Linked DNA regions of Homo sapiens: regions 1 and 2 are each linked to region 3. A link is a loop called in an ENCODE intact Hi-C map of the cell type or tissue named here. Cell type or tissue: PC-3. All regions are shown on one strand. Each heading gives the region's core, and the rest is flanking DNA. Links, peaks and the distances in the headings are about the cores only.

Evidence for each region. Peaks named below come from ENCODE experiments on the same cell type or tissue, not always from the same donor. Only the 100,000 strongest peaks of a DNase experiment are listed, where the experiment ranks them.
Region 1: it touches region 3 in a loop (6-fold over the local background); 3 of 110 quality-filtered maps call a loop at or near these places.
Region 2: it touches region 3 in a loop (4-fold over the local background); 5 of 110 quality-filtered maps call a loop at or near these places.

Annotation. Positions count from the first base shown.
Region 1 is chrX:20,509,787-20,519,934 of GRCh38, forward strand. No RefSeq gene overlaps it. Among named protein-coding and RNA genes, the nearest start is that of RPS6KA3, 250 kb to the left of the region's middle. RefSeq lists an enhancer at 4,150-5,349 and a silencer at 6,567-6,716. In PC-3, for the core only: no CTCF peak of the experiment used is centred there; DNase peaks (open chromatin) are centred at 4,815, 6,235 and 6,535; H3K4me3 peaks cover 743 bases; H3K27ac peaks cover 3,995 bases.
Region 2 is chrX:20,280,625-20,290,974 of GRCh38, forward strand. No RefSeq gene overlaps it. Among named protein-coding and RNA genes, the nearest start is that of RPS6KA3, 19 kb to the left of the region's middle. In PC-3, for the core only: no CTCF peak of the experiment used is centred there; a DNase peak (open chromatin) is centred at 5,087; H3K27ac peaks cover 1,336 bases.
Region 3 is chrX:20,358,973-20,369,322 of GRCh38, forward strand. No RefSeq gene overlaps it. Among named protein-coding and RNA genes, the nearest start is that of RPS6KA3, 97 kb to the left of the region's middle. In PC-3, for the core only: no CTCF peak of the experiment used is centred there; DNase peaks (open chromatin) are centred at 3,059 and 3,859; H3K4me3 peaks cover 1,595 bases; H3K27ac peaks cover 2,676 bases.

The sequences.
Region 1 (10,148 bases), core at 2,149-10,148, 150 kb after region 3:
GGTCATAACTGGAGCCTGTATCACGCCTCAAAAAAGTTCTACTACGTAACTGTTACTGAATGATTAAGTGAATGAAGTAACAGATGAATACATGAATGCACATCAAATGAATGGGCATTACCAAAGATGAGCCACCAAGTGGATCTTGGAGGAAAAAGAACTTTTAATCAAAGGATTAAAAGTTTCTAAGTGTGGTTGATTAGGGAAGATCATAGCATTGTTGATTGAACTGCCTGGCACCTAATAAGTACTCAGTGAGTGTAATCTTACATATGTATGCTAGTGAAAAGAGACAAATCTGGAAGGCACCAAAAGCCCACTTCACCCTTTTGGTAGTTTAGCAGAGAGCTAGCCCAGCAGGTCTGTGTTAACTCAACAGGTGCCAGTTACTAAGTTCCAGAAGCTCTTTCTTTCTAACTGGGCCACTTCCTCAAACATCAACCTTTTATTGTTACATAGTTCCTAAGAATCCCTTATTCCCCATTTTCTACAAATATGTCGGGTATAATGGGAGATAACATCTCTCTCTTGGAACCCTGTGTGTCTAGCCCAGCCATGCCTGGCTTAAGTACACCTCTCTTTGAGAGTGACGGATTGTGTGCACTCTCTACTTCTCTCGTGTAAGTTTTCCCCTCCAGAAAACCTTATTATGTATTTTACATCATGTGGTCTTAGTGTGTGAGGGACTGAAATATTCAACATATATCATAGTTAACACAACACACTTACAGTTGAGAATTTAGAGGGGGGATGTTATGAGGGAAATTTTAATTTTAGATGTGATCCAGAGAGCTATCATCTGTAAAAATGAACATCAATTTGATAGATATTATAAAATGCTATCTAAATAATTTGTAGACACTTAAATCTTTTTAATAGAAATTCCACAAAACTTTTTTAATGGAAAATACTCATTAAACATGAACTTCAGATCAAATCAACTGATACCTCTTTATTGAGTGCAAGCTCGTGATTGGCACTGTTTCGTAGCTAATAAATGCAGAAGGAATGACAGAACTAAAAAGTATCAATTTACACATTCTAATGAAATAGTAGACCTAAAAAAACCCAAAAATCAGTAGATATTAAAATCATTAGGTCTGAGGTTACCAATATTGGCTGCTCATTGGAATCAGCTGGGGGTTTTAAAAAATGCTAATGCCCATATCTTACCCCAGTGATTCTGATTTAAGTGATAAATGTGGCCATGGTGCTGTGATTTTTTAAAATCTGCACAGGTGATTCTAATGTGTAGTCAAGGTTAGTGAAAGGTCAGTGAAGTCCATAATGGAGGAATTAAGCTAAATTCAATCTTAGAATCTTCACAAGTGGGCAATCAGAAATTACACATCTCACAAAGGGATGAAATTGGATGCTCCAGCATCACCTAGGAAGTCTTCTTTCCTAAAAAACATTGAACCTACATCTAATCAAGTGTCTAAGTATAGCCAGTAATTTATATGAAGTAGCCTGATAGAAATAATAAATAACATAATGCAATACACAAACCACTGTTGTATAGAAATTATACAGGAGATAAAGGAACGATTTATATGACACTGAAAGGAAGCAATCAGCCAAATCTCAAATGTGAGACAAGGCCAAAAAACCTGGTTTCTCCGTTAATGACATATTAAATAAATGAAAGGAAGGTGGGGGCTGTTAAAGAATAAAAGAGCCTTAAGAAACACAATAACCAAATGCAATGTGTAGGTCTTGTTGGATCCTATGCCAGATATCTTCTTTTTTCTCCTCTAGGTTTTCTCTCTACACTTCTCCCTAGTCTGAGAAGCTGACCAGTATGGACTGTGCCTTCAGGCTTTCTTGCCCTCTGGCTTTTGGTTGAATTTGGCCAATGGGAAGCCCCAGCAGGAAATCAGAAAGAGAGGCGAGAGAGGATTCTCTGAGTATTGATTCCCCTGGCTTCCTCCCTGTGTGATCACTTTGGCTGGCTGGATACCTCAATGGAAAGACACTGTTCTTCTGGAGGAGGCCTTCTCTGTAGACTCTTTCCTTCCAGTTTCAGCAACCTTGATCTGCTCCTTCTGACTCCTTCACATCTAGGGGTGGTAACAGCTCTGTTGTCACTAGCCAAGTGTCACTGCACTATTCTCTGTGATTCCCCCACATCCCACCCATGCTTTTGTAAATAGTCTCTTTATACATAAACGCTCCTCGAATTATTCTGAGAATACTGTTTCCTGCTGAGTCATCGGACCAAATTATTTCTCCTTTGAGACAATGGAGAAATTTTGAACATGAAGTAAACATTATAAGCTATTAAGGAGTTATTGTTGATTTTATCGGGTGCGATAATGGTGTAATTGTTATATAAAAATAATCCTTACCAGTTAGAGATACACACTTAAGTATTTATTGGAATGACATGTCTAGGAATTATTTAAAAAAAATAGTGCATTTAAGAGCTGGGTGCCAGGTGAGAAATAACAGAAAAGTAGGGGAATAGATTATCAAATATTACCAAGATTATCAAATATTATCAAGATTATAGAAACGTTGATAGTTAAAGCAGAGTGATGGGTATAGGAGGGTTCATTACACTATTTTCTCAATTGTGTGCAAGATGGAAAATTTCTATAATAAAATGTTAGAACAACCAATCTCTTATTTTTTTTTCTTAGATGAGATTTAGTTTGCAATTTTTCATGAGAGAGATAGGTACACAAGATCTGAATTTACCGCAAATAAAAATTTTAAGGGTGTGTTTAAAGTGTGGCAATGTATATATCTTTCTACATGCTATTCTTTCTTGCAGAGAAAAATTGATGAGGAAAGTGCATAAGTAAACTGGATGTAACTTTTTTCTCTTTAGATATTCAGGTGGTCACTCAATTAACTCAATCAATCTGCCTGTGGGCACCTGCTGAGGGAGGGTGGAGACAGTCTGGGGCGAGGAAGAGAGGGGCCATGAAAGGTTAAATGTGCTAGGCCTAGAGTTTCTGTCGTCTGCATCTTTTGCGCTATTCAGAGTCAGTCTGCACCCTCAATGAGTGAACTGTTATTGCTTAGAGCTTTCTTTTTGTATTTTTTTTTTTAGTTTTTGGTAATAAATCCTAATAATGGAGCAAATTATGCATGAAATTGTCCATTATTTATAATTACTTCAGGAGATTTAGTTGCTCCTGGGGCAGTTTAGGAAGCAAACATTACAATTCCTTCTGCAATAAATTTTGCCTAACCAAAGGAAGTATGGTACTGGATTGGTTCTGCTTCAGTAGCATTTTTGCTTCTCAAACACCATAGATAAGAGAATTTTGTAGATATTCGAGAAGAATGAAAGAATACAAATTGAAAGACATACATATCTTGCCACCAAAATAGTCTTCCTTTTATTTGAAGCAAGTAGCTTACAAAAATAAGGAAAATCTGTGTGCAAAGAATTCAACTGCGTGCTCAAAAATAAAATCAAAATAAAAGTCAAAGTGTAATGCCTGTTGGATTAATAAAGTTTCTTTGTTTTCTTATAATAATACAAGTTGGCAGAGCTCCACCTACATTAAAGTATTTCCTGGCATAACATTCTTCATTTTGGTTCCCCTTCCCCCACCCCACTTTGGTAAGCTTGTCTTACTGACATTTCTGTTAATTGATGGCTGCTAGACATAACCACAAGGCAGACAGATTAGGAAAGAAAAGTTGAAGATTGTTTATAAAACGGGAAAATCCTGCCTTTTAAGTTGTAGTATTAGCCCAGGAATCTCAATTCACCAAGATAAAAATTGAAGGTACTGCAGTTATGATACAAGTCGTAGTAAATGGTGACAATAGGATCAATATTGGGGAAAACAATTAAGTTGATTCAAGGGTATTGTAAAGCATTCTTACTCTCCTAGAATGAATCTAAAAGAAAGCCTATCTTTAAGTTATTCCTGTACTAAATATCATTTTCAAATGTTGACTAGAAAGTGAGACTTGGTAATATGGACTTTTGCATTTGGTGAAGTTAGTAGCATAAAAGTTAAGAGCAGAGACTTTGGAGTTAGCTTGCTTGGATTAAAAATGTGACTTCCATGACTCAATAACTATATTATTGTTGGTGAGTTACTAGAGCTCTCTGAAATGCTGACTAAACTTCTTCATCTGAAAAACAGGGATGATAATAGGGTTTCTGGGAGAATTCAACAAAATAAATAACTTAGACCATCATTTGACACATGATGTGTTAAAAATATAAACTATGAGGTGATGATGACATGACTTCTGATCCTCATGAAGGTACACAATACAAAAAGAGTTCGAACAAATTGTTTTAAAGAAATGCCTACTTAGTTGTTTGTTGTTCAGAGGTTAAAACTATTGTTTTGTTTGTGGAACAAGTTGAGAAATAGGTTAAGTAGCCAACAAACCAACAGAACAAAAGAGACCAATCAGAACTGTCAATATGTTAAAACTAACAACAGTTCTGAAGGCTGATCTCATGAGAAGATCTGTTTCTCTCTCTAAAAGAAAATGGTCGATAGCACTGATTTTGAAGTTTTTTGGCATCAAGACTTGTGGAATCTCATCTGTTCAGTTAGTCATTAATTGGGACCAGCAGCTAATTTGAAATTGAGGTTTAATACCAAACATGATGGACATTCAGGCTGAATCTGAATCAGGAATGAAGTCATCAATCACAGTGACTTTGAATGTCCTGCTGTCATTATTAAACTCGAAAGAGGATTAACATTGAGTCAAATTACACTAAGATATAAATGTCAACACCAAATGCATCCTGATTCACATTAATTTTCCAGCTCTACATTCACTCTGCCTTTCCACATTGGGACCAAGCCATGATTCATAGGCAGCCCACTGATGAGTCATCTTCTGCTTATGTTTGGATGGGTCAGAATGCCCTGAGTGGGTTGATGAGGAGGAGGCAGAGAGGCCAAGGCTGTGACATAGCACAAGCCCAGGGGCTAGGATCTAAGTCCCAGGACCCAGGAGAGGGACCTGCCACACAATGTCTCTGGTTCTCAGAGGACTGAACTTCCAATGGACTCAACTCTCCCTGAATGAGGCTTCCATGATGACTACAGAATGTATCAGAGTCCTTGGGCAGAGAAAAATACAACTTCAGACCTAGAGGAATAGTCTTCTCCTCCCTAGATGGTCCTGGTTCTTGATATTGCAGACAGAGAATTACAGAACAAAGAGCACCCAAGACACCATAGCTGAAAGTCCCAACTAGGTGATAAACCCCACCTGGTGCTAAAAACCATCCAAACAAGCACTCAAACTAATATACAGGTCCTCTGATAATGATTCCAGTTGTTGCCTCAGATCCCAGCTTGAAATTCCACCTTTCATCTTCCTTTCCCCTTGATCTCCTCATTATCATACTCTAGTCCATCCTACCTCTGCCCAGTGGCCCTGTTCTCTACAGTGATCTCCCTTTCTGCCTATTTTAATGGTGAACACCCCCAAGTTCTACTGCTAGCTCATCATCTGACTCTATACCAGGCCAACCTCTCTCTAACATCTATTCATATTGAGAGGCTCTTGGCTGATGAGAATTTGCCATTCCTCCTTGGGTCATACACCTAGGTTAAACCAGTCACCTTCATAGAAAATTGAGACAAGAGGAACATCCTGAACCTCTACTGAATCAGGCAAGAGAGAGTGCTTGCTATACTGGATTCAGGATTCAAATAAAGATCAAGATATTACAATACCTGGCTTTAAGAAACTGAACTCTGAAAAGAGAAAGTTTTTACAGCCTCTAGTTTGAATGGTCTTTGCAGTCATGGTTCAAGTTTTTCAGTTTCTAAAGGCCATGTACAAATGTCTGGGACTTTCGGGACTTCTTCATATTCCATCCCCTGTACCAGCACCCAGTAGAGCATCCAGCCCACAACAGGTAGTTGGTAAATTATTTTTTTGATGCAACATAAATAATCTATCCTTGAGAAAATAGTTGTATAATATCTTTTCCGTTATAGAAACTAGACCAGCCATGAATTATATGTATTTACAGATCACTGGCCCAGAAAAGCTCAGGTCAATAACTTGTTGCAGTATTATGAGAGTTAACTACTGCTGCATCACAAACCACCTCAAATGTTGGTGGTTTAAAACAGCAATGACTTATTATTGCTCACAAGTCTATGGTTGGCTGGGATGGGCTGATCTAGGCTGGGCTCTGCTGGGGAGGCTCAGCTTCATGGGTTGCACCCCAGGCATGTTCCTAGAAGATGGCAGAGCCACAGGATGGCAAGAAGAAGCAGGCAAACTTCACACTGGCACCCTGACACTTTTGACCACATTCGTTTGACCAAAGGAAGTGACACAACTTAGCTCAAAGACAAGGAGTGGCAAAATACACTCTGCCTTTATGGAGGAAACTCCAAAGTCACATAACAAAGGGTGTAATACAGGGAGGGGTGAAAAATTCAAGCTGATCATGCACTTTATCACAAATACAATTTCTGAGAATGTGGGCAATTTGATTATAGAGGAGGGCTTTGTTGATGTTAAAATAATGAGCTCTGGATGACATTGGTTGCAAGGTACTCACTTCCTCCAAATGCTTACTCATTTGGTTCTTACTACTTCTAGGAGGGTCACAGTGGTTGAAACTAAAATTAGCTGTGTTCAAGTAAATGTGACTCATAAGAGAGCAATGAGGAAGCTGGTTTCATATGGCATTCCCTCCCTTCCCACCCTCACACACTAGGTAATACAAAAGAAAGTAGCTTACTTGTCCAGAGATGGGTTTATCTTGAAATCCCTAACTTCATGCAAGTTCCAACCAGTAAATTAACTGCAGTGGCTTTTCTATAGATAATTTGTTTAATCAGAAACCCAGGATAATAAAAATCTTTGAAGTATTTTTAATGATCTTTTCCTAGTTGAACTAAGTCAGTGTCCCTCATGGTCACCCAAATTAACAATACAAGTTTATGTTTCTTGGTATTGAATCTACAATTCTGATATACAAGAATCTTTACTGAAGCACGCAACAAAATGCAGAGAAAGCTCTCTCCACAGAGTTTTTGTGGTTGGTATTTTCAATTTCATAAGAAGATAAAATGTGAAGCAAACTCTAATTAAAGTATCTTCAGAAACATATTGTTTTGGCTTTGGCAATTATATAGCTACCTTGCTTCTGATGGCAATTAGAATTTTATATATACCAAAAAAAAAAAAAAACAATTTTCTCCCAGTGCTCTAATTTGAAAGCTCTGTGCTCCATGTGAAACAAGCAAAAGGTGGTCTATGTTGATTAATTAGGGGTTAGGATATTCAGAAATACTACAAAGAAAATTATCAGGGTGACTTTTCTGTAAGAAGCAAGTTTATAAACCTCTTGCCTAATTTGTACACACAACAGAAAAAGCACTTTAGCTCCACTGTACCCGTGTTCTTCCCTTGAGAAGGATGCTTCTGCAATAGCACGCAAATTTCAGGTAATAGTAAAAGATCATCAGAATCATCCTTTAGCAGAAAAACAAGCCAAAATACCCACCCACTCAGTTTCTCCCAGAGCGCTTTACTTCAGGAAGATAAACATGACTGCAATAAGAAATTGATGCAATAAAGAACGTACTTATGTTACATTTACAGCCATATCCAGGGAGACAGCTAATGGCACTCTAAAAATGGTCATTTTGTCAGAGCTTTAGTGTCGATTATTGATTACACACAGGAAACAGTGGCTTCAAATACCCAGTGACAGCACAAACAGCACCTGGTTAGGTCCTGTGCACGAACATGGTACACAGATGACATTTGGTACACAGATATACTTGGTTTATTTGATTAAAACTCCTGGTATCAGCAGGGAGAATTGTAACTAATCAGCTCTTTATTTTTTTAGTTCAATATCTAAAAATCGATTTCCATGAGTGTATCCATAAGGGATGAAGAAAACACTGATCAAAATTCACAAGAGGTCTTATACAGCCTGGTGGAGATACAGAAAGAATGCTGGGCTGAGTCAGAGCACAGCTGGTAACAATAGCTAGCATTTAATTAATACATCTCATGGTGCCTGGTACTGTGCCAGGTGTTCTGTGAGCATTAATCTATTTCATCCTTTGAACAGCCCTATAATGTGGATGCTGTTGTCATCCCCATCTTGCAGATGGGGCTGAGAGAGATGTTTAGAAATTGGTTCAGTCTCACAGCTAGCAGATGGCAATACCAGCATCCACCTTCAGACCCAACCCTTCTCCATTGCACCGCAGGGTCAAAATGTGCTGGACTCGAGTTTCCCTGTTTTGCTAACTTGAAGTGCATCCTCGAACAAATCCCTTTCCTTCTGTGGGCCTCTGTATTTTCATACAAAATTGAAGTAGTTGGACTAAATCAGTGGTTTGCAACCTTGGCTGAAAACTAAGATCACTTGGAGTGCTTTTATAAGGCAATTTGCTGAGTATTTACTCTATGCCAAGCATCTCATTCGATTCTCTCAATAGTACTGAGATCTCTTTGAGGAAATGAAGAACACCTGATCTCATGGAGGAAAAATTGAGGTTCGAGAAGTTTGGTAACTTGCCTAGCTTATATAGTTCATAGTCTTCAATTCAGACACACAGGCCAGTTACACAGTTCAGGTCTCCGGCATTTCTGAGAGCCATTCCTGGGCTTTGGGTCCTGGGATGAATTATTCTCATCCTTTAGTGACTTGAGACTGCTCTCCCTGTCTCCAGGCTCATCCCTTTCTAATCTGTCGTTCCCATTGTTTCCTCAACGCTTCTCCTAAACTTGCATCTTACTCCCACCCTGAAATCTGACATTGTGTCTTCAGGGCTTTCTGGATGTTTTGACCTCCTTGATGCAGTGCACGAGACACTTCATGATCTGGTTAGTTCTCCAGTCTCATTTTCTGCCAGTGCCTCCCCCACCACTCCTCCCCCGGCTGCACTTTGTTCAGGCAAAGTGTGTCATATAGTTTCTTACATCTGTGTCTTCACATATGTGGCCGTTTCTTCCCAGAATGCCCCCCCGCAACACCCCATTTAATTCTTGCTCCTCCTAAGCTCAGCTGAAACACCTACTCTTTCTTCAAACTGCTCTAGCCACGATGGGGACTCTCAGGCCCTCTTTGTTTCCCCAGTACCCAGGGCCCTTCTTTAAGATAGTCGGTTTGAAGCGCCACTTTCTTCTGAAGCATTTTCTAACCCTCTGATTTATAACTGACGGTTTTCTCTGAAGTGAACTGGAGAAGAGGGGATGGACTGGAGAGGGAGCAGGATGGGGCGATTTTCTCAGGGTTCACTCCACCTCTGCGTCCCTCCCTCTGGTCCGAGTTCTATTATCTCACCCCTAGAGTATTACAATAATTGCATCCTGACTGCTCCCTTCCCTTCTACCCAACAGACTCTTCCCGACACGCAGGGCACAGTGATCCTTTTATATATAAGGCAGATCATGTGACTCCTCTCCTCAAAACCCTGTGATTCACGTCTCAGGCCGAGTCAAAATCCAGGTGCTAACAAGGGCCTATAAGGCTCCCCATCAGTGCTTCTTAAACTTTCACGTGCATATGAATCACCTGGGGATCTGATTAAAACTCAGACTATGATCCAGTAGCTCTGGGGCAGGGCTGGAGAGTCTGCATTTCTAAGCAGCCAGCAGGTGAGGCTGAAGCTGCTGATCCTAGGACTCCACTCTGAGTAGTAACCTCTCCGTGATCTGGTTTCCCGTTATCTCTCTGATCTCCTTTCTATTCTTCTCCTTGCTCTCTCTACTTCAGCCCCACTGACTTCCCTGCTGCTGTTCAAAGAACACACCAGAAATGTTCCCTTGCCTTAGGGCCTGTACAACAGCTATTCCTTTTGCATGGAATGCCCTTACTCCGGATAGCCACTTGGCTAACTCTGTTGCTTTCTTCACATCTTTCCTCAAATCTCACCTTTCCAATGAGGTCCACCCTGAACACCTAATTTAATATTGCGATCTTCCCCCTGCTGTCCCCAACCCTTCGTCCTGCACTCCTGAAATTCTTTAGCTCCTGTTTTTTTTTTAATACCTCTAATCACCTTTTCACATATTATATAAACTTATATTCATTCTATTGTTATCTGGCTCCTCCTTAATTCCAGAAAGCCTGTTCCTCACGAAGCCCCTGTTTGTGTGTTATGTCCATTGTTGTTTCCCAAGAGTCTAGAACAGTTGCCAACAAATACCATTTGAATTTT
Region 2 (10,350 bases), core at 837-8,836, 78 kb before region 3:
GCTTGGAGGCCGACCATATTATTAATAGCGGATAGTCATTCTGATGTGAAGCCAAGGCTAGATAGAACTGAGGTCCAGGATCAGGAGATGGGACTGGCAAAAATAAGAAAAGAAGGTAGGTCCAGGGCTGGAATTTCCACAAGGATATTATCAGCCTGGAAAATAGGATAAATCATGTGAACTCTAGAATCCTGGAGAGATGAGGGCCAGATAAGCAGATGGCTCTCTTCCTCCCTCCAGTGAGGAAAGGCTAAATTCTGGAGCCCCTTATCTGAAAGTGATAGAGAACAAAGATAAGAGAACCATTTTCAAACTCCACCTGGTAGATTGGTTTCCATTAGTTCCAGATTGGGCAACATTTGTTTCCTTTTGTTCCCTTTTTCCTGTTCACCCTAAATATGGATCATGTCTAAAGTTCTATTTTTATATTTTATTTTTAATTGTGGTAACAAATACATAACATAAAATTTGCCATCTTACCGATTTTGAAATGTATAGTTCATTAGTGCTCAGTACATTCATATTATTGTGCAACCAATCTCCAGAACATTTTCATCTTACAAAACTGAAACTCTGCACCCACTAAACAGCAACTCCCATTTTTTCCTCTATCCTCAGCCCCTGGCAACCACCATACTACTTTCCGTCTCTGTGAGTTTGACTATTCGAGATATATAAGTGAAATCATACAGTATTTGTCTTTTTGCGACTGGCTTATTTCACTTAGCATAATGTCCGCAAACTTCATTCATGTTGTAGCATGAGACAGGATTTCCTTCTTTTTGTTTTTTGTGACGAAGTCTTGCTCTGTTGCCTGGACTGGAGACTGGAGTGCAGCGGTGCAGTCATAGCTCACTGCAGCCTCAAACTCCTGGGCTCAAGCCATCCTCCCACCTCAACCTCTTGAGTAGCTGGGACTACAGGCGCATGCCACCACTCTTAGCTAATTTTTTATGTTTAGTAGAGATGGGGGGGGTTTCATTATGTTGCCTGGGCTGGTCTCGAACTCCTGGGCTCAAGCAATCCTTCTGCCTCAACCTCCCAAAGTGCTGGGCTTACAGGCATGAGCCACCGTGCCCGCACCCTCTTTAAGGCTGAAAAATATTAAATTGCATGTTGTGACATAATAAGAAATATGCATTAGGTCTCTTTCCCCAGTTCCTGACACAGAGCATCTAAAGCCATCATAATTTCCTGAATGATAGGAGTGCCTTTTGTTCTAATGAGGTGACTCTTGCTGGGCTTCTGGATGAGGGCTACTCACTAGAAAGACTGAGCATGATTAGAAACTTGGAACTTTCAAGCCCCCTACTCCACATCCTCCTGGGAAAAGAGAGAGACTTGAGATTGAGTTAATAATTGATCATGCCCAGGTGATGAAGCCTCCATAAAAAATCCCTAAACTATGGGGTTTGGAGAGCTTCCAGGCTGGCGAACACATCCATATGTTAGGAAAGTGGTGCATCCCAGCTCCATGAGGACAGAAGCACCTTTGCTTAGGACCCTTCTGGACTTCACTCTATATACCTGTTCCTCTGGCTGTTCATCCGTATCCTTTGTAATATCCTTTATAATAAACAGAATGTTTATGCCACATTTTGTTTATCCATTCATGGTCAATGGACACCTGGGTTGCTTCCACCTCTTGGATATTGTAAATAATTCTACTATGAATATGGGTGTGCAAATCCAAAGTTCTATCCTTGGCTATGTGGTAGATTGCAAAATGACCACAAAGTATTCCCCTTCCTGTATCCATGCTCCTTTGCAATGTGACTTTGCAGTCTCCCATCAAACTATAAAGTTTATTTTCCTACTATTTGAATCTAGGACAGCCTGATGACTAGCTTTGGCCAACAGAATGTAATGGAAGCAATGTGGTACTGGGTCCAAGTCTGAGCCTCAAGAAGCCTTGCACACTTCGGTTTTCTCTCTTGGAATTTGTGTGAACAAACCCAGGTTAGACTATTAAAGGATGAGAGGGCACATAGAGCAGAGATGAGCCATCTTAGATAAGGCTTGAAAGATGGGAGGGTTCCTGACCCAGATCAGCAAAGCTGACCTGATAGCTGACTGCAAATGCATGAGTGAACCCACAAGAGACAAGTACAAATGTCCAGCTGAACCCAGCCCAAATTGCCAGCCTGTGGAATTATAAACCAATCAATGGTTGTTGCCTTAAGCATTTGTGATTTGCTACGTGGCAATAGGTAACTAATACATATTATTTCTCTTTTAACTATGTACGTTTTTCTTTGGAAATCTAATATAATTTCATACTTCAATGATCACTTGAAAGACTCGAAATTATTCTCCCCAGCCTTGACCCTGCCTTTCTTACAGATCCATCTTGAATTTGCAACTCCTTGTTGAATACTACAACTGGATATCATGTTAACATTTCAAACTCAATATTTCCAAAATGGAATTTGTCATCCTATATCCAAGCCTTATGTTCTCCATTGATGTTTCTGTTTCTGCTGGTGGTACTACCATTGTTTCAACCACACTTGAAACCTCAGTGTCATCTGATTCCTCTTTCTTCTTTCCATAATTAAATGACATCTTTCAAAGTATCTTTTTGTCAACTTTACTCTCTTTGTGTCTATAGAACTACGGGCCTATCAATAGCTTCCCTACCTTTTTCCCACCTCTGGCCTCTGCATCCTCAATTTTTTTTTTTTTTTTTTTTTTTTTTGAGACAGAGTCTGGCTCTGTCGCCCAGGCTGGAGTGCAGTGGCGCCATCTCGGCTCACCGCAAGCCCCGCCTCCCGGGTTCACACCATTCTCCTGCCTCAGCCTCCCAAGTAGCTGGGACTATAGGCGCCTGCCACCACGCCTGGCTAATTTATTTTTTTTTGTATTTTTAGTAGAGACGGGGTTTCACCGTGTTAGTCAGGATGGTCTCGATCTCCTGACCTCGTGATCCACCCGCCTCGGCCTCCCAAAGTGCTGCGATTACAGGCGTGAGCCACCGCGCCCGCCCAAATTAATCTTATTTACCAGTTAAAGATTCTTCTGAGATACAGAATAATAAATTTATTCCTCAACTTTATTCACTACGGGCATATTTTCCTTTTGTCTGCTAATTCTAACATCTGGGTCATCTCCATTGATCCTCTCCATTGATTACCTTTTCTTCTGAGTATGGGTCTTGTTTTTCTATTTCTTCATATGTCTAACAATTTTGAATTATATCCTGGATATTGTAAATGACACATTTTAGGGATTCGGGATTCTGTTCTGTACCTTCAAAGGTCTTTTTGTTCGTTTTTGCAGGCAGCGAACTTGGTTGAGCTCAAATTCCAAACTCTCTCTCCCTTGTGGTAGGCAGCAGCTGAAATCTTAGTCCAATTTTTTTAGCCTTAGCTAGGCTTCTTGGAGTCTACCCTATACATGTGTACTTCCAGGATCAGCCAGAGATTTAGACAAAGTTTAAACTTAAGTACCCCCTTTCAAGCTCTCTCCTTTCAGAAATTTCCACCCCCTTTCCAAACTCTGTCCTCTGGTTCTTCAAGCCAATAAGACTGCTGGTTTTAGCTACCAGGCTCAGTGAAAACTGGGACGTGCTCTTCGGGCAAAAAGCTGTAAAATCAATATGGGAAACTCACAAAGATCTGGTGCTTTTCTTCAAGTATTGACCCCCTCTAGTATCTGCCTGCTTTTGTTTTTTCTCTGTGCCTTTAGGTAGGGTTTAAAAAATATTATTGTCCAATGTTTGTAGTTGTTATCTAGAGAAGGATGATCACATATAGGAACTACTCATATATTATCAGAAGCAGAACCACTTTGTTAAGTTTAAAACCTTCCATGATTCTCCATTGAAGTCTGTGGACCAAATCTAGGCCTTGGTATCTGTTATGAGCTCTCCCTAAATGGATTACCCATGCTTCCCCACTTATGCTAAGTACTTTCCTGTCTTTGAGTTTTTCCTTCCTGTTCAATGTCCTTTCCATCTCTGGCCATTAAAATAGTATCCATCTTTCAAGTGCCCCAGGGCTGGGTCCCGGGTCCCTGTCCTACTCTATTAACACTTTATCCCTGTTGATCTTGTCCAGGTCCATGGCTTTAAATACTGTCTATTTGCCAATGACTCACAATATATCTTCAGCCCTTATTCCTCTACTGAGTTCCAATTTTGTATATGTAATTGTCAACTTGATATCCCCACTTGGATGTCCAACAGGCATCTCAACTCAACATGGTCAAATTAGAATTCTTGTTCATCTCTCCCCTCAAATTCACTCTCTCTGTAGGCCTTCTCAATTCCAGTAAATGCCACCACCATTCACAAGCCAAAAGTCTGAGAGTCATCTACATTCTTGTACTTCCCTTGCACTCCACATACAGTCTGTCAGGAAGTCCTTTTGGCTCTGACTTCACAATAGATCCACTTTTCTCTAGCCCCTTGGCTACCATTAGAATTTAAGTCACCATGATCTTTCACTGGGACTCTTTCAGTAGCCTCCTGAGAGATGTTCCTGCTCCCGCTCTTACCTCCCTATAATGCATTCTTCACCCAGCAGCTACAGTGATCTTTAATGAAAACCAGATCATGTTATCCTCCTGCTCAGCCTGTCAGTGGTTTTCCAAAGCATTTAGACTAAAATCCAAATTCCTTTCTATGGCTTACATGGTCTTACATGATCTGAACCCTTTGACCTCATCTCTGATCACTCTCCCTTTTTCTCACTACACTCTGCCCACATTGGCCCTATTTCTGTTTCTTGATTTTACCAAGCTCTTTACATTTCCCTACAACACTCCACTCCTAAATCTTTATCTGCCCATTGTCTGTCTTCCCTATCAGGTTGCACTTTCTGTGAAAGTAGGGGCATTTCCAGTAAATTTTTCTTGAAAGAAGGAATGAATTCAACATCAATACACTTTCTCCATAAAGCCTTTCTTATACCTCTCTGATGGCAATACACTCTATGCTCCTTAAATTTTATGTCCGTGCCTCTTTTAGCATTTACTACCTCTTATATAATGTTATGGTGTTTTTTGTATGTGTTTTATCTTCCTTAAGTCATTAACTATGACATCAGAATGGGCAGAGTCCCTGCCTGATTCATCTGAGCATTCCCCATGTGGCATACTACAGGCCTTTGCACAGAGCAATGCTGATGAATGTTGAGTAAATGAGTGAATAACAAAGTCAATATTCATTTCTATTGAAAGGGAGTATTATTAATATTAAAAACAGTGCCAACAACGGTCTTAGGTTATTGCTAAATTTCTTTGGAATTAATGAAACATAATTTTTAGGTTATTGCTAAATTGCTTTGGAATTAATGAAACATAATTTACTCAATCAAGTCTATGTTATGAAGTTTTTTAAATATCATTAATGGTTTCATATCATTAATGGTTCTTAATGTTTTAGTGCTTCATTAGAAATAGTAGAGACTACTGAAGTATTCTGACTGAGGCACATTTGAACAACGCTCCCTGAAATGTTCATGCAACTAATATATCTAAATGTTATAAAAACATGCCAATGAGTCATGACTAATTTGGCCAGCAGAATTCCTTGGGTATATTCAATATAATGGATAGGTAGCAATTATAGAGTTTTACTCAAAAAGTTTGAATAGCGAGTTTTATCAAAATTCATTTAAACATAATTCCAGTCCCTAAAATGGAAAAGTTTTCACTTTAATTACACAAATATCAGACTTGAACCTTAAGTAGACTGCTTTTTATGATCTCATCTTCCTCCTTGGCTTCATTTTACTTATTCTTTCTAGTTTTCCATCCCTTGCTGCCGAACTATGCTTTTATTCTAGTACTATTTCAAGCTTCTACTCAGCATCTAAACTCGTTCACCAGACCCATTAATGTCATAAGAGCTTCACCTCAGAGAGACATACTTTTTTTTTTTTTTTTTTAGACAGAGTCTTGCTGTGTCGCCAGGCTGGAGTGCAATGGACTGATCTTGGCTCACTGCAACCTCCGCCTCCCAGGTTCAAGCGATTCTCCTGCGTCAGCCTCCCGAGTAGCTGGGATTACAGGCACCCACCACCAGGTCCAGCTAATTTTTGTATTTTTAGTAGAGACGGGGTTTCACCGTGTTGGACAGGATGGTCTCGATCTCTTGACCTCTTGATCTGCCCACCTCGGCCTCCCAAAGTGCTGGCATTACAGGCGTGAGCCACCGTGCCCAGCCAAGACATACTTTTTAATATTTTTTTAATCCAATAGAACTATTCACAAGTTTTATTGCCATAGTTTGCTGGTTATTTATAGTTCTTTTTACTTGCTGTGTTAACTGTTTGTATAACAAGATCAATGTTTTAGATTGTGAATTGTTTATTTGGGGTGATTGTTTACTTATTCCCATTTTCCCTGTTTTTGTATTTTGCACATATTCTGTTGTATTTTGCACAGGTTCAACCCAGAAGATTTCAATAAATTGAAAAGAGAAATTGAAGCATAGCCAATATGGAAAAATATATGATCGAAGACTATGTGACCAAGGTAAATTAAATGCAAAGTTAAGATGCTTCTAATCTTGAACTGCAAAAGACATTGCTCATAAGTGACAGTGTGGAACAAGGTATTAAATAATTCAAGACCATTGATGTCATTGTTATCTGTACAAACGTATTTGACTGAAGATGAAAAATCTTTTCTCCTTCAAGTTATTTTGTAGAAGAGATTTTCCCCTTTTCACACAAAATTTTTATTCTATTCATCTTTTTATCTCGGCGGTTAAGCTTTTAGAGTGGTGCACAAAAGCAAATGTAAAATGAAGTTGAAGTGTTGTACTTTGTATTTACACCAAGGAAGGTTTCTCATTTGAAATGTTTTTGACTGCAAAGAACTGAATACTTAAAGTAACTTAAGGAATAAGGGTATTCATTTCCTTATATAACAAGAGGACTAGTCGTTGGGTGATTGTGAGGTTAGTTAATTCAGTGGCTTGAAAATGCAGTTGGAGCCCAGGCTCTTTCCATATTTTTGGTCCTAGAATTCTCAGATAATTTGTTTGGTCCTCTGGCTCGTCCCATCATGGTTGCCAGATGTGCCCAACTGTTCTAGTTGTCATATGTAGACAATATAGTAGCCTAAGGAACAGTAGGTTCTCCTCATAGCTCTCTCTCTCTCTTTCTCTTTATTCAGAAGAAAATACCTTTTATAAACCCAACAACCTGCATATCTCCCCTCATGTCTCAGTGGCCAGGATTTGTTACATGCCCATACACTAGCTGCAAGGGAGGCTGGGAAAGCAGATATCTGTCAGTTGCAGCCTTCAATGCCTAGAGCTCCTTCAAGGCCCAATACAGTCCTCCTTCTATGTAGCTTTATCTCATACCACTCTCTCCCTTGCTGTCTCTGCTTCAGCCACACTTTCAGGCTTGTTGTTCTCTTAACAGGGCACGCATACATGAAGGCTTTGCACATACTATTCTCAGTGTTTAGACAGCTCTTCCTCCAGGTATCTGCATGACTTAATCCCTCATTTCCTTCAGGCAACATAAGAACAGAGACCACTCTACCTAAAATAGCAGCCTTCCCCTCCATTGTTCTCTATCCTTCTTCCCTGTTTAAATTTTTGATAGCTCTTAATGAGAGAGAGACAGAGTCTGAGTAAGCGAGAGAGAGAGATAGAAAGAATGTTTTTCTGGCTAGATTATAAGTTCTACTGGAACAAGGTGGTATGTTTTGTTCACCACTGTGCCTCCAGAGCATACAACAGTGACAGCTACATGGCAGGTACATCAAGAAATATTTGTTGATGAATGAATTAATGAAGTTGTATTCTCTGAGCAAGGAAGAAGGTAGGGACAGGCAATTCCTTGCTGGTGGACAATCAATAGTGTTAACCACAGGAGGAGATGCCAATAAGAGCACCTATGCTGAACACAGATCAGCTGGTAAGAGAAGGAAAATGGAGTGTTTGTGGGGTGAGTGGGGAAAACATAAAGCTACAGGGCCATGACCCAGCTCTACCAGGTGGCAACTTCCTGCAGGGGTTGGCAACCTCCCACAGTGTCTAGCACAATCTCAGGCACTAAGTAGATCATCATTGCACAGAATCAGTTATTGTATGTGGCTTTGTGAATGGTCCCCTCAGAAGCTCTAGAAAATGGCGACATCAGAATGTACTTCCTATTGACTACCCTATCTTGGAGACTATTCCATCCTTCAGATATATAGACTCAGCAATTCCTGATAATCCTTTCTACTTGCATGATGGTTGTATTAGTTTCCTAGGGTTGGCATAACAAAGTACCACAAACTGAGTGGCTTAAAACAATGGAAATGTATTCTCTTACGGTTCTGTTAACTAGAAGTCCAAAATCAGGTGTCAGCAGGGTGGTTTCTTCTGGAAGTTCTAAGGGAGAATTCCTTCCATACCCCTCTCCTAGCTTCTGGTGGTTGCTGGCAATCTGCGGCATTCCTTTGCTTATACCAAATAAGGTCACATTCTGAGGGTCTGGGTAGACATGAATTTTGGGGGACACTATTTAACCAAATATGGTAGTTAAATGCTTTCTAGGGGCCTTTGACCTTTGGCAACTTAATGGGAAAGAAATAATTGTCTTAAAGGAAAATCAGTTGCCTGTTTGAAGGCAAGTGAAGAACATTGTAATGAACTTCCTTCGTTATTAAAAAAATTATACTCCTATACATAAGTGTTTAACACATTCCTCTACATACAATTCTGTTAAACCTGTTTTATTTCTGAAGGGCTCCTTTTAAAATCTCTGAATACATTATAGGTATCGAGCAATTCTCTGTTTAATGCTCATGCACTATATGTATACATGTATGAAACTCTACATGAATACTGTAGATGGAAGACAACTTGCTTCACAGTGAATGATTAATGGCAAATAAGCATTTGAAAAGTTTCAAGAAAATTATATTAAAAGACAGCAAAAACAGCAACAGCAAATCCTTATTGAACAGTAATTAACAAAGAAGGATTCTTAATACAATTTCCCCAAGTGTGTCCAGTCAGTTATAAAGTTCTTCATTCAATCTCTCTCAGGGATTCTTCCTCCCATGAATATAAACTCAAGGAAACCCATTCATAAATTTCTCTGGTGCTTTTCTCCTACTACTTCTTGGATGTTCAGATGAACACAGATTTTAACATGCTGGACTCTCAGGATAAAAACTGACCAGTAATTTATCAGAGTTCTGTGGAAAATTGGTGAACTCACACCACTTCCTAGCATTGATAGAAAGAGGAAGAAAGGAAATAGGGGAGCAAGGAGCTAGTTAAAGTCCTAGAAAATTCCTTTTTGATCCTTGTGACAAAAGATGGGGAATGGATATCATGTTCTTTCCACATCTATAGAATATAGAGGAATTGGTAGATAAATTGATACAGATATAAAAGCACCATGTTCTTTCTCTTTTGTAATAATCATCACACTTATAATTACTTATTTATGATCTTACCCATTCTAATGTAAGTCCCATGAGAAATGGGAGTAAACATGTCTTACTTATTTTTTGTATCCCCAGAGCCTGGTCCACTGACTGGCAAAGGGAAATAATCAAATATTTGTTGAAGTGAATTGAAATAGAAAGGGTCTTAATTTCTTATGGATGTGAATAACTCCACTGATAAATACTGAATGAGATTTCCTGGCACCCTATTAGAAGCATCAATTCTTTTAGATCATGTATGTGTCTGACACTTCAAGGTGCTCCTAGTAACCATTCTCCCCACCTTTAGTTGGGAACATGGCCACCCAAAATGAACACTACATTTCCCAATTTCCCTGGCAACTCAGTGTGGCCAGTGGGATAGTGGCAGAAATGATGCTTGGCAGTTTCCAGGTGTGTCCCTTAAAAGACAGGTGGTGTGGCCGGGCGCCGTGGCTCACGCCTATAATCCCAGCACTTTGGGAGGCCAAGGCAGGCGGATCACAAGGTCAGGAGATTGAGACCATCCTGGCTAACACGGTGAAACCCCATCTCTACTAAAAATACAAAAAATTAGCCGGGTGTGGTGGTGGGCGCCTGTAGTCCCAGGTACTCGGGAGGCTGAGGCAGGAGAATGGCATGAACCCGGGAGGCGGAGCTTGCAGTGAGCCAAGAGCGCACCGCTGCACTCCAGCGTGCCTTTTGCTTCTCATCTTATTTTCCTTTTCTCCATCTAGCTGTTTAAAGCATGGATGTGATGGTAAGCTTTAGCCACCATTTTAGACAATGAGGATGAGGGCCACACCACAGGGTTGTAAAGAGCTTGGGTTCTTGAGGAATTGTGAAGCAGGGTTGCTATACTGGGTCCGAATTGAGTACTTTTCAATTTCTATGTGTGAGAGGAATAAATCTTTATCTCGTTTAAACCACAGTTATTTTAGGTCTTTGTTATTTGCTACCAAA
Region 3 (10,350 bases), core at 818-8,817:
TTCATAGCTGCCCCCCGTCTCAGGATACTTCCCCCTAGCTGAACAGGAGCTACAGAATCTGAGAAGTTAAAGCCCACTTCCCCCTACTCTGGGGCCTAGAGTCTGACATTGGGGTATGTAAAGCTGGCCTTTTAGTCTTGAGGAGAGAGTTTGTGGTGATCCTAAGCCCCTGTGTGGTTCCGCCCAAGGCTGGACTTTATCTAAGACTGTATCCTTGCTTGACGCTTTCCCTGCTCTATTCTGCTTCCTCCACTCCATAACTCCAGAACAGGTTTCTCCTGAGCGCATTCGTTCAGTCAGTTACAAGCATCCAAATCCCAGTCTCAGGCTCTGCTTCTAGGCAAAGCGGATGGCTCTAATGTCGGGGAAGCTAAACATAGGCTCCCAAGGATGTAATGAGTATGTCGAAAATATATGACTCATGATGGCTTGATCTGACCTGGAGTTTTTATAAAATTATTATTTTTTTCAAATAGTAATACATTTACATGGTTCAAAAATCAAAAAGTAGAAAATAAGATGTGGTGGAAAATCTCTCTCCTAACCCATTCCTCTATCATCTCCCCATTTACTTCCCTGCATAGGTCACTGCAGTTGTTAATTGCTAATATATCGTTCCAGGGATTTCAAAAATGCATAGACAAATAGATACAGATTTATATTATTTTCCCCATCCCCTTTACACAAATGATAGATTTTTATACCCCGTGTTCTGCACCTTGCTTCCCCTTCCCCTTACATTATATTTTGGAGGACTTACCACATATATACATAGAGAGCACCCTCATGTATTTTTTTTTTTTTTTTTTTTTTTTTTTTTTTTTACAGCTGCACAGGATTCCAGTGTAGGGAAACACCATAGGTTTTGTAACTGGTTCCCCCATTCCTGGCCATTTAGGTTATTGTCAATCTTTTGTTTCAATCCTACTTTTGAAAACTACTGGACCACATAAAGTTGCCTATATAAGTGTGATTCTCCACAGTGTGGATGTTTTACATCATTACTAGTCAGGTGTTCAAGGGGGACATGAACTCTTTCATAGGGGGCCATGTTAAAGTCTAAAGGTTGTATTATTTGGGAATCTGCCATTTAGGAAAGCCTGATGTCTGAAATGATGTGTGAAAAAAAGCACATAAGTTAGGAGGTGATGATTTTATTTTTATGACACTTTATTTAATAAGCTTACCACAGTGTTCTTTTAGATGGAGAATTTCTTGGTCTTAAAAATATGATTTAATGGTACAAAAATCTAAATTACCTTCATCTTTGCAGGAATACATTATTGTATTTAAGCAAGCTGCTTCTGTATTGTTTTATACTTATCACCTACTGTATATGGACTTTGCGAGGCCTGTTTAAGCAGTACTATTATTGTTATTTTGAGACAGGGTCTCACTCTGTCACCTAGGCTGAAGTGCAGTGGTGTGATCATAGCTCACTGAAAGCATTAATATATTGTGTTAAAATTTTGTTATAGTGAATGGTCATTGGTTAGGGTTTGGCAATATTATTGTTGAATAAACTTTCTTGGTCAAAATTGTACTTATTTTTATGAAATCCAATCTGGAATGATCCTTTGGGGTCTTGAAAGATGTAATTCACGTCTTAGAACCTGGCTTTGGAAAAATATTTTGGCTTGGCATAGTAGATATTTTGTTTTTAATCTGACAAAGCTTTTCAACTCTCTTTACTAGTTTTCTTTTCAATTTGTTAGAATCCTTTAACTAAAAGAATAATGAATTTTTTTTTCCAAGAAGGCAGGAGGTACTCTGAATATTTTAAAAATCCATTTCCTAGAAACGAAAATTTTTGTTTTTCCTATTGCTGAGGATAGCGCAATTAAATTAGAGACACTCTTGTGGCATTATGAGTAGTTTTCTGAATTTTTCCTTCCCTTTTTGATATGTCAGACCTGTAAAGCATAAATTATAATTTGAGATTCAAATTTTGTTGTTTTAGTTCACTTCAAGTAACACCTTGCTGTTAATTTCTACCGATTTCTACTCAAACAGATTGCAAATTGTTTAGAATTGTTACCAGTACAAATTGTTTAGAATTGTTTCCACAGAGTAGGGAGGTTGTAAAATGTTAATTGAGCGGAAGAATTTGATCTTTGCAGATTAGTGGGTCTTTGTTATCTCGGAAAGCGGGATTTAAAAAAAATCCTCAACCTTACATATTATCCCCTGAAAATGCCAAACAAAAATAGTAGTTGTAGCTGCTTTAGTATATGCAAGTAAACATTTGTTCAGGTGAGAAAGGAATGTGTTATCTAAGGCAAGGGGGAGACCGCTATCACTTGACAGGGGAGGAATTTTAACTGAAAGGGCACTTTCTAAATTTCCAGATGAGCCCACAGAAATGACAGACATTGAAGACTCACAGACTTTTGTGAACAGAATTTTTGTGGCAAAACATGGAAAACAGAGAAAGCATGTCATGTTTTATCCATGTGCTCGGTTGTGCCAATATTGGCTGAATGTTGCACAACAGCCCGGTAGCTGCACTTACCGCAGCTGTCGTTTAAGGAATGTGGCAGATTTGCTAGACTTAAAAATTGTTCCAGCAAAAATTCCATTTTTACTTTAGGAATTTTACTTAGGAATTGGGGAGAAAGCTCAGAAAAATGCAGAGTTGGATGCTTGCTGCCATTTACTTGTCCAGTCTCATCTGTCTTCCCTGATATTTGGGCTAGGGGCAGGCACAGCTGGGGCGGAGTCTCAATGGGCTGGACAGGGTTGGGGAGAGGGAGAAACTGTCTTTTATCCAGGGTGGCAGTGTGTGAAGCTGCTGGGCAAATAACAAGAATCAACTTGGTTGGAGTTGGGGAGGAAGCTGCTCACCCCAAAACAAGGCAAAGTCCAGAAACAAGTGCCTTGCAAGGACTTCTGAAGCCAGGGGCAAAAAAAAAAAAAAAAAAAAAAAGCCTGCAAGGATTTTGAAGCCTGGTGCTTTCTCTATGCAGTTTCTCTGCAAGCTCTCATGGGCACTGCTGCATCTGAGTCTCCTTTCTCTCCCGTTCTTCCCAGCTCCCTTTCACCAGTTGACCCGGTGTGGAACTCTGAAAATCTAAGAGCTCACCCATCTGGAATGTTAAGAGGCAGCATCTAGATAAAAGGGACTTGGATTACGCAAGAGAAACAGGGCTGCTTTTTCCTTGTCATTTTTTCTTTCTATCTATTTGGGTTTTTAAAAATTGTTATAAAATATGCATAACATAAAATTTACCATTTACATGTTTGAGTGTTCAGTCCAGCGCACACTCAAATACAGTTAAATACATTCCCACTCATGTGCACCCACCACTGTGCATCTATCTCCAGAGAGAGCTTTGTCACCTTCCCAAACAGAAACTCTGTACCCATTAAACACCAACTCCCACTTCCCCGCTTCCCTGCTTCCCCCAGGTTCTGGCAACCACTCTTCTACTTTCTTCCCTTATGAATCTGATTGTCCTAGGTGCCTCATACGCGCAGTTTCATCATTGTTGTGTGGGCATAAAAATCCCTCCTAGCGCTGTTTGCTGTGCACTTGTTGACTGAGGGCTGGCCTCTAAATGCAGACAGGACCGATGGGGGCAGATACGAGGGTGAGGGTGTCTGTATAGCTGAGCAAATGCTGAGCAGGAACACACAGCACGTTAACAATATGTACACCCACACGCATGCTGCTGGGAATGAGTGAAGAGGAAGCTGCCATGTTAGAATGGAGTTTGGGCCGGAGAGTCTCTGCATTTGTTACTCACTGGTGGACGGAGGAAGCTGAATTCTAAAAGCCGTTTAATGAAGGAATGGTGAGGGCTGGGCAAACATGATTAGTCACAGAGCTCCAGGCCTAGGTTATTTATTCTCTAGAGAAGCCCAGGGCTTGTGAGTGGGATGAATTGCTGACTGGCAAGCTGAGTAAATTTGACCAAGAGGCCTAAACTGAGGGGGAAACTGGTCTCTTTATGAGCTCTATTGACACTGAATAGAAATATGGGCTCCATTCCAATTTGTTTCCTAGCAAAATAAATACATAAATATCAAGAGAACTTCCTTGTTTTCAGAAAGAGGAAAGAGTTGAAGTTATTGTAAGTATAAAAGGCAAATGAAAAGGAGATGAGTGGTTTTGAGGATACGATAAAAATATCTCGGTAGGCAGTTACACGTAAGTGTAAGAGGATACTCTGAAATCTTTCCTGGCTGCGAGAGCGAGAGGAGTGGATTACAGCACCCAGCAAGGTTGTGGGTGTGATTATATTCGCGGGTGTGCTGGACTTGGACACCGGACCAACTAACAGCATAAACCTTTGAAATAACGTGTTTGTTTTTGCCAAAATAACAACACGCTCATCTCCCTTAAAATGTCAACATTGCGTTAAAGTCTAGATCCAAATATGCATGGAAATATTTATTGAGTGAAAGAACGAACAATATATGTAATTTAGAACTATGAAGAGTTGCCGGTTTAAAGAAATCCTATGCATTTTAAGATACCTAGACAAACGCCCTGTTCCTGACACTGTTTAGCTCTCACATCTTACCACTGCATTTGCTTTAATCAGGGATCTTAAGACTATCTTGTGGGCTCCTTCTTGGTAGGAGCTAAATTGTTACAACCAACATTTCACACTTTTCAAGCAGATAATAGCCTGCCCACAGGTAGTGTGTATCTGTTATTACATATAATAAACCAAACATTGAAAAGTTAACTGATAGATCCTTTCACACTTTTAGTTTCTTACAGCAGTTTTGATCATTTATCTATTTAATATTTTCATGTCCTGATAATACATGGTTATTGTAAAAAATTTAGGAAATATAACCATAATGAAAATATGGAAATTACTGGTAGTCCACTGTCAGAGATGAATATGATTATATTATGATGTATTTTCTCTAATCTAATTATATATGCCTATAGATCCTTCTCATTTGATGTTTCTTCCTGCACATTTTCTCAGCCATTCAAAAATTTTCAGACATGGTTATTATGATGGCTAGATCATTTCATCACATGGCCTGTACCACACTTTCTTTAAGTGTTCGCCCGGTGTCAAACATTTAGATTCTGTCAAGTTTTTGTTATCAGAAATGACTCTTGGGTGAACATTCACTATGACAATCTTACATTTTTTTCCTCAGGCTGGAATCCCTAGGATTGGGCATAAACAGTTTTTAAAGTTCTTAGAACATTTTCTTACATTCCTTTTTCTCAAAGTTATACCAATTACACTCCTGCCAAGTGGACATTAAGATGCCTGCTACTATTATCCTTAAAACGAAGTCAGCACAAGAATTTAAAAACAGGCTAGACATGGTGGTGTGTGCCTGTAGTCCCAGCTACGCAGGAGGCTGAGGTGGGAGGATCTCTTGAGCCCAGGAAGTCGAGGCTACAGTGAGCCATGATCACATCACTGCATTCCAGATGGGGCAACAGAGTGAGACGCCCGTCTCAAAAATAAATAAATAAATAAATAAATAAATAAATAAATAAATAAATATAAAAAGAATTTAAAAACAAACTTTTTTACTTTGGCAGGTGTAAAATGATTATCTCAGAGCTGTTTGCATTTCTTTGATTGTTAATTAAGCTAAAAAATTCAATGTGTTAATTGGTTATTTTTGTTTCTCCTGAAAATTGTTTGTTCATGTCCTTTGACCACTATTTTTCTATTTGTTTGCCATTTTATACTTGATAAGGATTTTTTGATACTAAAAATATAGTTCTTTGTCATTAGTAGTAACCAATAAGAAACCCAATAGGAAAAAAGATGTTTGTAATAACAATATAAATTATAAAGTTCCTGAAAAGATTATAAGGAGAAAAGTTTCAAACTTTATTGAAGAACCTGATCAATGGAAAGCTGGTTCCGTCTACACTTGGGAGACTTAATACTTTCTAGATGTCAGTTCCCCCTAGGGTAAGTTAAATTAAGTGTAGTTAAAACACAATACATCTACAGGATTTTGGGGAAACTCAAAAGCAAATTGACCCTAAAGTTAATATGAAACAATGAAGTACACAAAAATCTTTTAACAATTTTGAAAGAGAGGAGCAAAACGTGGTGGGATAGTGGAGTGAGACCCCTTCTACTCGATATCAAGACATAGTGCAAGATTACAGCAATTTGAAAAGATGGCATTCACACAGAAATAGAAAAACTATTCTATGAACCAGAATAGAGAGTCCCCTTAAAAGAGAGCCATTGATATATAACATGACTTGTTTCACAATTCGATTGGGAAAAGAACGACTATATTCAAAGAGTGGTGTTGGGACAATTGGCTCTTCATATGGAAAAAAGTTAAAATGACATCATATCTCAAAATAAATTCTGCTAAAGTTCTAAAGGTTAAAACGACAACAACAACAACAGCAGCAGCAGCAGCAATAACAAAACAAACGATGTTCTAAAAGAGAAGAATATATAGACCTTGATGACCTAGTATATGCAGCTATTATGTCTTGCCTGGACACTGCAGTACCCTTCCAATGAATCTCCCTGCCTTCTTTCATGCTTCTCTTCATCTCTTCTCTGCCCTGCAGAACACAGTGACTCTTCTACCTTACAAGTAAGATAAGGTCTCTTTTCTGCCTCTTTACAGTGGCCCACAGATGTCCCTTGCCCTGTGTACCTCTCTCACTTCGTTTCCTACCACTTGGCCTGCTCACTGACTTCCAGCCCCAGCGGCCTTCTTGTTGACTGCTCCTCAAACACTTCAGACATCTTTGCCATCTCAGAGCCTCTTCTTTGGCTTTTCCCTCTGCCTGTAATGCTCTTGTCCCTGATATGTGCATGGCTTTTATTCTCTTACTCCATCCAGGTCTCTGCTCAGCATAGCATCCCCTGACCGCCCTAGGTAAAGTTCCTCCCTATCCACTTACTCTTATTTACTTCTCTTCATAGCCTCTTCCCTCCTAGACAGTCAATTATATATTTATGTAAGCTCCACAAGAGCAGGGGCTTTGTCTGTCTTACATATTATTGTAAGTAATAGTGTGTCCGGAATTGGTGGCTTCTTGGTCTCACTGACTTCAAGAATGAAGCCGCGGACCCTCACGGTGAGTGTTACAGCTCTTAAGGTGGCACGTCTGGAGTCTGTCCCTTCTGATGTTCAGATGTGTTCGGAGTTTCTTCCTTCTGGTGGGTTCGTGGTCTCGCTGGCTCAGGAGTGAAGCTGCAGACCCTCGCGGTGAGTGTTACAGCTCTTAAGGTAGCGCGTCTGGAGTTGTTCGTTCCTCCCGGTGGGCTCGTGGTCTTGCTGGGCTCAGGAGTGAAGCTGCAGATCTTCGCGGTGAGTGTTACTGCTCATAAAAGCATCGTGGACCCAAAGAGTGAGCAGTAGCAATATTTATTGCAAAGAACGAAAGAACAAAGCTTCCACAGTGTGGAACGGCACCCGAGCTGGTTGCCAATGCTGGCTCGGGCAACCTGCTTTTATTCTCTTATCTGGCCCCACCCACATCCTGCTGATTGGTAGAGCCGAGTGGCCTGTTTTGTCAGGGCGCTGATTGGTGCATTTACAATCCCTGAGCTAGACCCAAAGGTTCTCCACGTCCCCATCAGATTAGTTAGCTACAGAGTTTCGATTGGTGCACTCACAAACCTTGAGCTAAACACAGGGTGCTGATTGGTGTATTTACAATCCCTGAGCTAGACATAAAGGTTCTCCAAGGCCCCACCAGAGCAGCTAGATACAGAGTGTCGATTGGTGCACTCACAAACCCTGAGCTAAACACAGGGTGCTGATTGGTGTATTTACAATCCCTGAGCTAGATATAAAGACTCTCCACGTCCCCACCAGACTCAGGAGCCCAGCTGGCTTCACCTAGTGGATCCCGCACTGGGGCTGCAGGTGGAGCTGCCTGCCAGTCCTGTGCCGTGCGCTCGCATTCCTCAGCCCTTGGGCGGTCGATGGGACTGGGCGCCGTGGAGCAGGGGGTGGTGCTCGTCGGGGAGGCTTGGGCTGCACAGGAGCCCATGGAGGCGGTGGGAGGCTCAGGCATGGCGGGCTGCAGGTCCCGAGCCCTGCCCCGCGGGAAGGCAGCTAAGGCTCGGTGAGAAATCGAGCACAGCGCCGGTGGGCCGGCACTGCTGGGGGACGCAGTACACCTTCCGCAGCCACTGGCCCGGGTGCCAAGTCCCCCATTGCCCGGGGCCAGCAGGGCTGGCTGGCTGCTTCCAGTGCGGGGCCCACCAAGCCCACGCCCACCCGGAACTCCAGCTGGCCCGCAAGTGCCGCACACAGCCCTGGTTCCCGCTCGTGTCTCTCCCTCCACACCTCCCTGCAAGCTGAGGGAGTGGGTTCCGGCCTTGGCCAGCCCAGAAAGGGGCTCCCACAGTGCAGTGGGGGACTGAAGGGCTCCTCAAATGCCACCAAAGTGGGAGCCCAGGCAGGGGAGGTGCCGAGAGCAAGTGAGGGCTCTGAGGACTGCCAGCACGCTGTCACCTCTCAACAGTAGAACAAATAACAAAGTAGACACTCAGTAAACATTTTTTCAATAAATTAATGAGTGATCTTGGGTTAGCTTCCTTCCTTTCTTTATTCCTTCCTTTCCTCCCTCTCTCTCTTCCTGTCTCTCTCTCTCTACTCCTCTTCCCTTCTTTCTTTCAAGAAGACACAGAAAGTGCAAACATAAAAGAAAAAATGGTAAATTTGTGTATTAAAATATAAATAATTTGTTTGGCACATGAGATCACAAACATGTTAAAAGCCATATGATGAGCAGGAGAAGTATTCAAAATATATATAACTGACAAAGATTAGCATCTAGAACAGGGGTTCCCAACCCCTGGGCTATGGACTGCTATCAGTCCATGACCTGTTGGGAACTGGGCTGCAAAGCAGGAGGTGAGTGGTGGGTGAGCAAAGCTTCATCTGTATCTACAGCTGTTCCGCGTCGCTCGCATTACTGCCTGAGCTCTGCCTCCTGTCAGATAAGCTGCATTAGATTCTCATAGGAGCTTGAACCCTATTGTGAACTGCGCAGGCAAGGGATCTAGCTTGTGTGCTCCTTATGAGAATCTAATGCCTGATGACCTGTCACTGTCTCCCATCACCCTCACATGGGACCATCTGGTTGCAGCAAAACTGCAAGTTTTCCTGGAGTTCAGGGCTCCCACTGATTCTACATTATGATGAGTTGTATAATTATTTCATTATGTATTTCAATGTAATAATAATAGAAATAAAGTGCACAATAAATGTAATGCACTTGAATCAACCCGAAACCATCCTCGCTGCCCCCTCCCTTCCACCCCTGGTCTGTGGAAAAATTGTCCTCCATAAAACCAGTCCCTGGTGCCAACAAGGTTGGGGACCATTGATCAAGAATATGCCAAGAACTCTTATAAATCAATAAGCAAGAGACAAATAGTGCAATAGTAATGAATAAAATATATGGCTAGGCGATTCAACAGAGGAGGAATCTGAATGGCAGGCAGACATGTGAAAAGATGTTTAACCTCATTATCAGGAAAGTACAGCGTAAAACAACAATGAGATACTGTTTTCCATCTTTGTGAATGGCAAGAAAGAAGTTGAAACATATCAGGTGTTTGCAAGGACAAGGGGAAATGAAACTTCCATACATTGCTTTTGGAAGTATATGTGGTGTTTTGGTTACTTGGAGGCAAGTAACGGAGGATTCAGTCAAACTAGCTCACACAATAAGAAAATGTATTGTCTTACATTAGTCCTGAGGCAGGACAGGTTCCAGGACTGATTCATTTGGTGACTTGATAATAGCTAAAAAGAACTCAAGTTGTTTTTATCTTTCCTTTTTGCCATCTTTAATGTTGGTTTCAGTCTCAGCTGGTGTATTAGTTTGCTAGGGTTGCCATAACAAAGCACCATAGATCTGGTGGCTTAAACAACAGAAATCTATTTTCCCACACCTCTGGAGGCTGGAAGTCTGAGATCAAGGCGTGGGCATGGAGGTTGGTTTCCTCTGAGGCCTCTCTCCTTGTCTTGTGGATGGCCGCACTCTTTCTGCTTCTTCACATGGTGGCCCCTCTATGCAAGCACATCCCTGATGTCTCTCTTTGCATACTATCCTTCTCTTCTTATAAAGATACCAATGATATTGGATTAGAGCCCACCCTAAAAGCCTCATTTTTTTTTAAGAGACTGAGTCTCACTCTGTTGCCCAGGCTGGAATGCAGTGGCACAATCACAGCTTACTGCAGCCTTGAACTCCTGGGCTCAAACGATTCTCTCACCTCAGCTTCCCAAGTAGCTGGAACTATGGGCATGCACCACCACACCCAGCTAACTTTTAGTATTTTTTGTAGAGACAGGGTCTCACCATCTTGCCCAGGCTGGTCTCAAACTCCTGGGCTTAAGGGATCCTCCCACCTTGGC